Linked DNA regions of Mus musculus: region 2 is linked to region 1. The links are chromatin loops, found by intact Hi-C in ENCODE. Cell type or tissue: heart. All regions are shown on one strand. Each heading gives the region's core, and the rest is flanking DNA. Links, peaks and the distances in the headings are about the cores only. Region 1 overlaps C130036L24Rik (RIKEN cDNA C130036L24 gene). Region 2 has its middle 17 kb from the start of Ptma.

The links. Hi-C counts contacts between places; a loop is a spot of excess contacts. Peaks named below come from ENCODE experiments on the same cell type or tissue, not always from the same donor. Only the 100,000 strongest peaks of a DNase experiment are listed, where the experiment ranks them.
Region 2: it touches region 1 in a loop (3-fold over the local background); 2 of 42 quality-filtered maps call a loop at or near these places.

What each region holds. Positions count from the first base shown.
Region 1 is chr1:86,361,695-86,367,066 of GRCm38, reverse strand. The region is part of intron 1 of C130036L24Rik (RIKEN cDNA C130036L24 gene); the gene reads right to left. Among named protein-coding and RNA genes, the nearest start is that of C130036L24Rik, 4.8 kb to the right of the region's middle. In heart, for the core only: a CTCF peak has its summit at 3,176 (motif pointing right); no DNase peak of the experiment used is centred there.
Region 2 is chr1:86,507,332-86,512,703 of GRCm38, reverse strand. No RefSeq gene overlaps it. Among named protein-coding and RNA genes, the nearest start is that of Ptma, 17 kb to the left of the region's middle. In heart, for the core only: a CTCF peak has its summit at 3,151 (motif pointing left); a DNase peak (open chromatin) is centred at 3,133; H3K27ac peaks cover 2,127 bases.

The DNA.
Region 1 (5,372 bases), core at 296-5,295:
GAAGGTAGAAGACATAGGTGATCCTGAGGGAGGAGAAAGCTTAGAATAGCCACTTAGTGGGGGATAAAAAGGAGTCAGAAGACTTGAAAGACCATTCAGGCCAGTGGCTGGGGCTGCTATAGGGACTACTATGATGGTGTCCGGGGAATCTGCTCCATTATCAGGTGAGGACTCTTTGGCTGCCTCAGGGAGACTCAGGGTGGGGGTGGGGGCCATGTTGACCCTGACACTGGGCCAAAAGCATTAACAGGCTACTTCACACAAAGCAAGCATGGCTGTGGGGGTATGGTGGTTCAAGCCAATAATTCCAGTTCTTTGAAGGCCCAGGCAGGAGGATTGCCATGGATTTGGGTTTAGCCTGCGCTACCTAGTGAGTTCCAGGATAACCTGGACTACAGTTAGACTTTGGCTACAGATGTCTACAGTTAAACATTTTTAAAAGGGGCAGGGCTAGAGATGTGGCTCAGTTGGAAGAGTACTTGCCGAACACACAGGAAGCCCGGAGTTTGATTGCCAGCATCTCTTAAAAACTGCACATAAAGCTGGGCGTGGTGGCGCACGCCTTTGATCCTAGCACTTGGAAGGCAGAGGCAAGCGGATTTCTGAGTTCGAGGCCAGCCTGGTCTACAGAGTAAGTTCCAGGATAGCCTGGACTACACAGAGAAACCCTGTCTCGAAAAAACAAACAAACAAACAAAACCTGCACATAAAGTTGGAGAGATGGCTCAGTGCTTCATGCTCTGCTAGCGGACCTGAGTTCAGTTCTCAACACACAAGTTGAGCTGATGACAACTGAACTTCCAGTTCCTGAAAAATAAAAGTATGAATATATGGTTTTTGGGAGGACAGGGTTTCTCTATATAGCCATAGCTATCCTGAACTCCCTTAGTAAATCAGGTTGGCCTTGAACTCAGAGATCTACCTGCCTCTGCTTCCCAAGTGTTCAGATTAAGGGATTAAAAGCATGCACCACTGACAATAATTTTTAAAATAATTTATTTTTTATTGCATGTGCATTGGTGTTTTGTCTGCATGAATGTTTATGTGAGGGTGTCAGATCCCCTGGAACTGGGGAATCCAGTTACACACATTTTTTGAGCTGCCATGTGGTTGCTGGGAATTGAACCTGGGTCCTCTGGAAGAGCAGCCAGTGCTCTTAACTACTACTGACCCATCTCTCCAGCCCCAGGCAATAATTTTTTAAATAGCAACAGATACTCAAGATTGCTTGGGTGTGATTGTGGAGTCAGGCTATGGTTGATATTCTCCAGCCTTCTGCAGGTTTCTGTAGGTTAAGTACTCTCCAGGCTTGGACAGATGGAGACCTTGCACATAGAAGACAGGTTGAAGCCCTATCTCCTTAGACTCTCTGAGGCAGCTTTTCTTTGTCATGGCTCTACTTTCTGTGTGCAGAGCCTAGGGGGAGAGGACAGCTGCTTGCTTAGTCTTCTTTGTGATCCAGATGTGTGAAATTTGTTTTTAAATATTTGATGTAACTTTCTTATTTAGCTGGAGCCTGAGACAATCCATTCCTAGAGGATTGTCTATCTAGGAATCTTGGATTGTTTCTCAAATCCTTCGGATTTTCTCCAGTGGACTGCTAGGTCCCCAAGTGGTACAGTGGACAGCAATCCAGTGCATGTCAGCAGGGAGTGGGCAGAGTTTGCCTAGGGTTATGCAAGTTCGGAGCTGACAGTGGCAGCAGGCTAAGTGCCTTTGGAGCTTCTGACCTGGTGTTAGAGCTTAGTCAGACTCCCCAGAGTTAGTGCCAACCCCTACATTCATACCTCTCCCCTCCTACTCAGACCCTTCTCTGACAAACTTGGAGACTGTAATGTAAAAGGCTGCACCTTTATCCAGTGGCTCTATTAAGTATTCTCCTGATAAGATGTGGACTTGTACACGTGTAAGACAAAAGTATATAAAGGGTTCTTTGCTAGGTTGTAATAATAGTTAAACACAGCTCTTTCTGCAATGTCTAGCAACAGCAACTGGTTAAGTAAGTGACCCTTCCATGCAATGAACACCCTGTAACTATCAAGAATAGAGCAGCGGATGTAGGTGGGATTATGAGATGTAGTTAATAAAAAACAGGAGAGTCCAGAACAGTGTATAAAGACATTTGTATAAAACACAAAAATATGGCTAATTGTAAATGAACTGATGGAATCTTCTGCCACTGCGCTGGAGCCAAGGGCCTACAAGAGAGTGGGGCAGGGACTTAGTTTACTGTGTTTTCTGTGACTCTTTTTCTCCCTTTCTTTCTGAAGACTGGGTTGTGGGTATCACTGTGCTTAGTTCTTTTTGCATTCATTTGAAAATAAACTACCTGTGCCCACCTACTCTACCATGCTGGGTCTTGTGATCCTGGTTACAGGTTGGGAGGAGGGACCGTGTTTTCCTCCAGTTTGAGGCATTTAGGCAGTCTCCTACTGGTTTCCTTTCCAGATCTTCAACCTGAAGGTTGTAACTCTAGAGGATGTGGATCTGACTTACCCTACTGTTGGTACTTAGGCATACTCACAAAAAATAAATAAAAGAAAGAAAGAAAAAGTAAGTAGTAATTATCACCTCCATTTAATAGAAATCACTGAGGTTCAAGACTATGTGTGTAAATGGGACAGAACTTCACAATGGCCTACTCATTATATGCCATAATGGTTCTTACAAAGACGTCCCCACAGAAGCATTTTGCCTTTTTTTTTTCTTTTTCTTTAAGATTTATTGGTTGTGCCGGGCGTGGTGGCGGACACCTTTATTCCCAGCACTCGGGAGGTAGAGGCAGGAGGATTTCTGAGTTCGAGGCCAGCCTGGTCTACAAAGTGAGTTCCAGGGCTATACAGAGAAACCCTGTCTCGAAAAACAAAACAAAAAAGATTTATTGGTTGTGAGCCATTATGTGGTTGCTGGAAATTGAACTTAGGACCTCTGCTCGTTCCAGCCCCACGATTTATTTATTATATGTAAGTACACTGTGGCTGTCTTCGGACATCCCAGAAGAGGGCGTCAGATCTCATTACGGATGGTTGTGAGCCACCATGTGGTTGCTGGGGATTGAACTCAGGACCGTTAGAAGAGCAGGCAGTGCTCCTAACCATCTCTTCAGGCCAACCCTCGCCCCCTTTTTAAATATATATACTGTTGCTGTCTTCAGACATACCAGTAGAGGGCATCAGATCCCATTACTGATGGTTGTGAGCCACCACATGGTTGCTGGGCCTCTGGAAGAGCAGTCAGTGCTCTTAACTGCTGAGCCATCTCTCTAGCCCATGTTTTTCAAATCAGTCAATTCTTGAAGCCAACTGCCTTTCTCTGATGCTTACTTGGCAAGTTATTTGTTTTTGAGACCGGGTCCACGTTCCATGTACACCAGGTTGGCCTCAAACTCCCACAGATCTCCGATTGCTAGAATTAAAGGCATCTAACACCTGCACTGGCCTTCTTTGGAGTTTAAGACAGCATCTCTCTTTCCCTGCCTCTCTGTGCCTATCTACCTGGACTTCCTTCCCTTTCAAAGACAGTTTATTCTCCCAAGATGCCAACACACCAGCCTATCTTCATGCCCATGTTTCACTCATTAATTGGGCAACTGAACCAGCTGACAGTAAGTCTTGCCTTCCACAATTTACATGTGGCTATCTATGTACACTGCTACAAGAAAACCATCCATTTCTTTGTTCCCTTGTTCAGGGAGTGGCCCTTCACTCAAGATTTCTTCTGCACTAGGGAGTCTGTGGCAGGAAGTCAAGGCTACACTTGGGTCAGTTGTAGACCGGCCTAGAGTTTAGAATAAGACATTGAAAGAAGAAAAACCTTTTTTCACATATGCCTGCCTCAATTCCTCTCTGGCTATCTATTGGCTCCTTTGCTACGGGCCTAACAGTCATTTTCTCCCAGGGCATGTGTCCTCAAAATAAAAAATTGTCATCTTCTGTAATACCCACTACACACAAATGATGGTACTATTATCCTTACTATTTAGACAAAGAAACTAGAAGGATGGGGCAGGGTGTTTCTCTTTTTCCTTCTTCGATACAAGGTCTTGTGGTTTAGACCAGGTTGGCTCTGTACTAGAAATTCTTCAGGATCACTGGGATTACAGACATATGTTACTGTGCTTGGTTGTTTTGAATCTCTCTCTCACTCACTCATTCATTCATATAGGATCTTGTCTGGAACTCAGTCACTCAGGTTGTTAATTCAGGCTTCAAATTCATGATAATCCTCCTGCATTATCCTTTCAAATGCTGTGATTATAGGTATGAGCTACCATGCCTAACTTTTTTTTTTTTGTACCTTATGTGGTATATTTATAACTGATTTTTTCAATTAGTTCTTGCTGAAATCCAGGTGCAGAGAAACACACCTGAATTCCAATGGTCAGAAGGCAGAGGCAGAAACACAATTTCCAGGTGCCTTAATTATAGAACCCTGCCCAGGGATGGCACAACCCACACTGATCACTAATTGAGGAAATTCTTTACAGCTGGATCTCAGGGAGGCATTTCCTCAGTAGAGGATCCTTTCTCTCTGATGACTCTAGCTTCTGTCAAGTTGACAGAGAAAACCATCAGTAGACCAAGCCAACCTGGGCTACCTAACAAGACCATGTCAGAAAGAAAAAAAAATGGCTGAGTTGTGTTATCAGATGCTACAACTAAGAGAGAAGCACATTTAAATAAACAGTAGGACCTTTAACGTGGGGAACTGACTTAGAGATTTTGTTATTCTTTGCCAGATGACTCTGCAGATAAAGTGCTTACATTGAAAGTATGAGGACTCAAGTTCAGATCCCTGATATCCCTGTAAAGAGCATGAGGTGGGCAGCACAAAAACTGTAACCCCAGTACTTGGGGTAGGGTTGGGGGGTGGGGGGGCAGAAACAGGAAGATCTCTGGCATATGCTTCCCAGCCTATCTAACCATAAAAGGTGAGATTCAGTAAGAGATCCTGCTCAAAACATAAGGTAGAGAAGGGCTGGGGAAGTTGGTTAGTGCCTGCCTGGCATGCACAAAGTCAAGATTAATCTCCGGAGCAACATAAACCATAAGTAGTAGCACACGCTTGAAATACAAGCACTTGGGAGAGGCAAAAGAATCAGAAGTTCAAGGACACTCTGGGATACATGAGATTGTTAAAAAAAAAAAAAAAGGTAGTGATAGAAAAAGACACCCCGGATTAACCTGTTGCCTCTACATTTGAACTCAGGCATACCTCCCCCCACATACATACACATCCAATCTCCTATTAGCTCTGTAACTGGCCAAGTTAACTCAATGCCAGTGGTTCTCAGCCTTCATAAGACTGTGACCCTTTAATACAGTTTCTCATGTGGTGGTGACCCCCAACCATAAAATGTTTTATTGCTACTT
Region 2 (5,372 bases), core at 249-5,248, 150 kb before region 1:
CAGGCCTAGTGGTACAGGTTTGTAATCCCAGAATCCAGATGCTTGGGAGGTAGAAGCAGAAAGACTGAAGGTTGAAAGTCTGAGCTAGTGACAGCATAAGTTCAAGGCTGCTAGCCTGGGTAACTGAAGAGACTCACAGACTCTCAAAATGAAAGAAGAGAGAGGATGAAGACGCAATCTGATAGCAGGATGCTGAAGTGTGTATGTGTATGCACGTGTGTGTGCATGCTGTGTGTGTGTGTTTGTGTGCATTGGAGGTATATGTGTCTGGAGTGGTGTGTAGGTATGGATACCCACAGAGGCCAAAAGAGGACACATCCTGTTTTTTTCACTCTCTGTCTCATCCCCCTGAGACAGGGCCTCCTACTAAGCCTGGAGCAAGGCTGGCAGCTAGCTGGAGTCACAGGCTGTGTAAGCCACACCCAGCTTTTTATGTGCACACTGAGACTCAAACTCAGGTCCAGACGCCGGTACAGAAAGCACTCTTACCCACTGAGCCACCTCTCTAGCCCACTCTCTTTCTGTAAAGGTGGGATGAGGATAGGAAGGAAGCGCTTAATAAACTGAACAGAGCTGCAGATGCTGGGTATCAGGATGAGGCCATTTGAGACCAATTACTGAACAACACATTGAGGATTATAGAACAATGCAGGGGAAATTGCACACATGTGTAGGAGCTCCCCTCCCAGAAAACCATGCTGCCACTGGGGTGGTTCCTCTGTGCCCTGTGTCTTGCACCAGAAAGGTACTCTGGAACCAGTCGCGGAAGGGAATCAAGTCCAGGAGCTCTTGGACAAGGGCCCATGTTTAGAATTCAGACTGTCAGACTCGAATAGTGGGTGCTTTTCACTCTGGATGCAGGGGTCAGCTTTCTAGGCAAAGATGTTGAAACGTAAGTTGTGTGAGCTGGTGAGAGAATGTCAACTGCTGTGGTGGGAAGGGCATGCACTCACTCACTCATTCATTCATTCATTCATTCATTCACTCTTTCATCAGCTCCTACCACTGAGCACATGCCTTTTGCCAAGTAAAATGAGAATGAGGAAGGGGTGTTGCTGAGGGGAGTATGGTGGGCTCCTAAGTTTTTGCATCCGGAATCAAGAGGTTCCCTTGCTAGACAATGGCAGGGTCAGAGGCCAGGTCACAGAGAAGCCCTAGTAGCCCCATTTTTCATCAAGATCAGTTACTGGGTCTCAGGGCAGGAAGATGCAGAAGAGAGAAACATAAGTGGCTTCTCTCAGCCTCCCCCCACCCCCAAAATGACCAAAGACTGAAGGGATCAAGAGATAGAACCCGGCAGGCTGGGCCCGGCAGAGGTGGCTGTGATGAGCATGTGGGAGGGACTAGCGGATGGAAGCCAGTAGCCTGATTGACAGGCTGCTGGGAACAGTTGGGTGGGCAGCCAGGGCTCTTCTGAGCACCAGCTTCCTGCTGCCCAGTGCCAGCCAGGCCAGTGGGCTAGGGGTGGGGATGTGGCTGGCCTCTGACAGGGGTTGTGGTGACTGAAGCATTGGGCAGTGCCAGGTGCCTGCAGGCCTCCATCCTGTGCTCCCCAAGGACCAGCTAATTCACTTGAAGAGGAGCTGGGCAGCTAATGAAGACAGCAGCCCTGTCTGGCGGCAGCTGCTCCTCCCTGCCAAATCCCATACACAGCTGACCAGTGGACAAGGGGCCAGACTTTTGACTCTTTAGAGAAGCAGAAGGACCTTGAGAGAGAGTTCTCCCTGTGATTGACAGAGCTGGGAGAGAAGAGACAATGCTATCCTGAGCTACAAAGGCCTTCATAGGGTGAAGCCGGCTGGGAGGGAATGTGGGGTTGCCCTGGTGGGAGGAAGGAAGAGGAACCTTGAACACAGGGTGTTTGGAGGACTGGACCCTAGCAAGACTTGAAAGTGAAGCCCCTGCTGGGCGTGGTGGCACACGCCTTTAATCCCAGCACTCAGGAGGCAGAGGCGGATTTCTGAGTTCGAGGCCAGCCTGGTCTACAGAGTTCCAGGACAGCCAGAGCTAAGCAGAGAAACCCTGTCTCAAAAAGACCAAAAAAAAAAAAAAAAGAAAGTGAAGCCCCAAAGAAACAATTCAGTTGTAAAACAAAGCCAGGGTCTCTCCAGGGCCTCTCTGCTGATGTCACAGGCAGTCCCCCAGCTCCATTCAAGTACAGGGGTTTAGTGGCCACATGCTGTGTGAGTCTCTGCAGGGTTCTCACCTGACACAAATCCTCAGCCAGAGAAGTCAACTCACAGGAAGTGCACTAGAGACTGTCCCCAGTTTCTATTCACTAGGGCCCTAGGCCTGGGCGCCTCATGGCCCTCAAGGCCACCTGAAAGGCAGGAACTATCAAGAAGACCCATTTTACAGTTGAGCAAACTAAGGCATAGAAGATTCACTCACTCACTGAAGGGTCTCCTAAATGGTAGAGGTGGATCTTCAGTGACTGTTATGCATAACATCCTTGACCCTGGGTTAGCAGGGCAGTAAACAGTCATAGCTACCATTCTTTTTTCTTTCTTCCTTTCTTTCTCTCTTTCTTTCTTTTCTTTTCTTTTCCTTTTTTTTTTTTTTTTTTTTTTTTTTCAGTTTTTTGAGACAGGGTTTCTCTGTGTAGCCCTAGCTGTCCTGGAACTCACTCTTGTAGACCAGGCTAGCCTCAAACTCAGAAATCCACCTGCCTCTGCCTCCCAAATTCTGGGATCAAAGGTGTGCGTCACCACTGCCCGGCCATAGTTACCATTCTTAAGGAACCAAAGACCTTATTAGCAGCTGCTGGGGTCAGAACAGCGGGAAAGGATTGCCTTTGGATTTTTCTCAATGTTTGGAGGAGTCCCTCCCAGGGGTGAGCAGCCCCCAGCCTTCTGGGGCTGTGTGATCTTGCTGCAAATAAGCAATGGGTGATAGGTGGCTCTTTGTAAGTGTGACGGCTGCTATCCTGCTTCTAGGTATCTTCCACACGGTCCCCCTAGTTCATCTCCAGAGCTATGCTGAAAGGGACTGAGCAGAGCCTAGAGGACTGGCTGGGCGGTCCTCAGGCATGGTTGCCTCCTCCTGGGACCTGGGGAACAAAGGGGAACTGGCTTGGGAGGGCAGGTGGCAACCACGTGCTCTCCCAGCTGTGGCTAGGCCTGGTAGAAAGGGGCCTTGAGCGCCCTCTGCGGGTCTGGGAGCTCGTGGAGGGAGGAAGTGGCAGTTTAGGGCAAGGAAGGGCTGGCTGGGTGCTCTGCAGGGAGTCCCTGTGGGGGAGGAGGTGATATACCCTCCTGTGACTGGGTCTTTGTCTGCCATGGGTGTGGGGATGCATGTGTGGTATGTGTGGCAGTGTGTGCATCTCTGTGCTTACTAACATGTAATGTATGCATGCAGTGTGTGCAGATGTATTTACTGTTCTGGTTTTTTGTTTGTTTGTTTTTTGTTTTGTTTTGTTTTGTTTCCCCAAGACAAGATTTCTGTTTGTAGCCCTGGCTGTCCTGGAACTCACTCTGTAGACAGGCTGGTCTTGAACTCAGAGATCTGCCTGGTCTGCCTCCCAAGTGCTGGGATTAAAGGTGTGGGCCGCTGCCTGGTGTGTTTACTGTTTATATATGCACGTCTGCACCTGTTTTTGTCTGAGCGTGCATGTGTTATATGCATGAGTCTGTGTGAGAGCACATCTCTTCACTATAGTGTTCATGCCCACATCTGTCTACCTGGGTTGGCCCTCCGGAGTAGGGGTAGGGCATAAACTAGAGCTCCCAGGGCCTGGGAGAGGTGGAGGGAGACTCGGGGAGGTGGCATCATCCAGAGCCATTCTCAAGCTCATTTGGGGGTCTTGTGGAAAAAGGGAGGAAGGGAGGCAGGGGCAGGTAGATCTCTGTGAGTTCAAGGACAGCACGATCTACATAGTGAGTTCCAGGTTAGCCACATAGCGAGACCTTGTCTCCAAGAAGGAAAAAAGAGAAAGAAAAGGGGTAGAAGCTTGCCTCCAGAATCCTTGCAAGTACTGTGCACAGCTGTCATGGAGTTTCGTAGCGCTATGGGAGGCCACGGTGTGCTAAGGCTCTTAGGCTACCTGTAAGAACCCAGAGAGTCTCCTCAAGGAAAGCCAGCCTCAACTCAGACTCGAGGGATAGGGAAAGCCTGGAACAGGAGGCAAGGTACACGTTTGGGGGGAATCGGGGCACAGAGAACAGAAAGCTGGGAAGGGGGAAGTGGGAATACTGTAGCATCAAGGGGTGAGGGCCAGGGGTGGATAGCAAGGCCAGAGGTGGGCTGAAGTCTGGGCAGTATGGGATTTCCGTTTGGGGGACTCACAGGACCCACATTCTAGGAAAGAGGGCTTCATGTTTCTTATCTGGATTTTGTTTGCTTTTTGAAACAAGGTCTCTCGAAGTAGTCCAGTTTGACCTCAAACTCTCAAACCTCCTGCCTCAGCATCCCGTTCAAGAATTACAGGCATATGCCACTGTGATTAACTATCAGGTACCCTGCCTGTACCTCCTATACACAAACTCCTAAATCCTGAAAACGCTCACATGCTGGGAGGTCATTGGTGACCTCAGACAGACACACCTGAGTCCTGGGTCCTTCCCACTGACGGCCGGGGGCGTCATTCAAATCCCTGCTCCCAAGGCAGGGTGCTGACCACTCCATGCCAGCTGCAGCAGCCTCTGGTGCAGCCTCTTATGCCACCAATGCCTCCTTTGTGGACTTGGGAGGGTGGCCTGAGAGAGGCCCTGGGCCTGGGCCAGCCTGGTCCTGTCACTGGGTGGTACCAGCCTGGCTTCTCCTTTGGCTCAAGCTTCAGCTCGTCCTGGTCATCTCCAACCTAGAGGCCAGTGCTCTTGAAGGCTTCTACTCAAGTAACTGAACCCAGGGGAAGGGTCTCTGACTAGACATCCATTCTAGCTCACTAAAAACGAGCCATGTCTATGCACACCTCCATGGGGGAAGAGGAGAGGGTGGTTTTTCTGAGCTAGTGGAGTCTCAGCTCCTGGCCACACTGGACTTGAGGTGGCCTGCTTCTGCTCCGACACCTACGTCCCTGCCCTCCCACACTTGCTCAGCCCAAGGCCCTCCCTCTATTACCTAGAGCCGAGGTATGCTTACCACTGTCCCCTAACCAGGAGCGGGGGGGTGGAGGGTGGGGAGCAAAGGTGCCCACCACTGACCACACCGAGGACAGTGTCCAAACCTCCCAATGATTCCAGGGTAATACAGGCACTCCAGCCACAAGCCTGTGAACTCCTGCTGTCGTCCCCTTGAATACACTCATGGCCCCTCAGCTGCCTAACCTCATGTTTCCTTCTCTTTCCTCTCCCCACCCCTCTTTTTATTTATGTGTTTATTCATTTGTTTGAGTTTCATGTAGCCCAAGCTGGCCTCAAAACTTACTGTGTAAG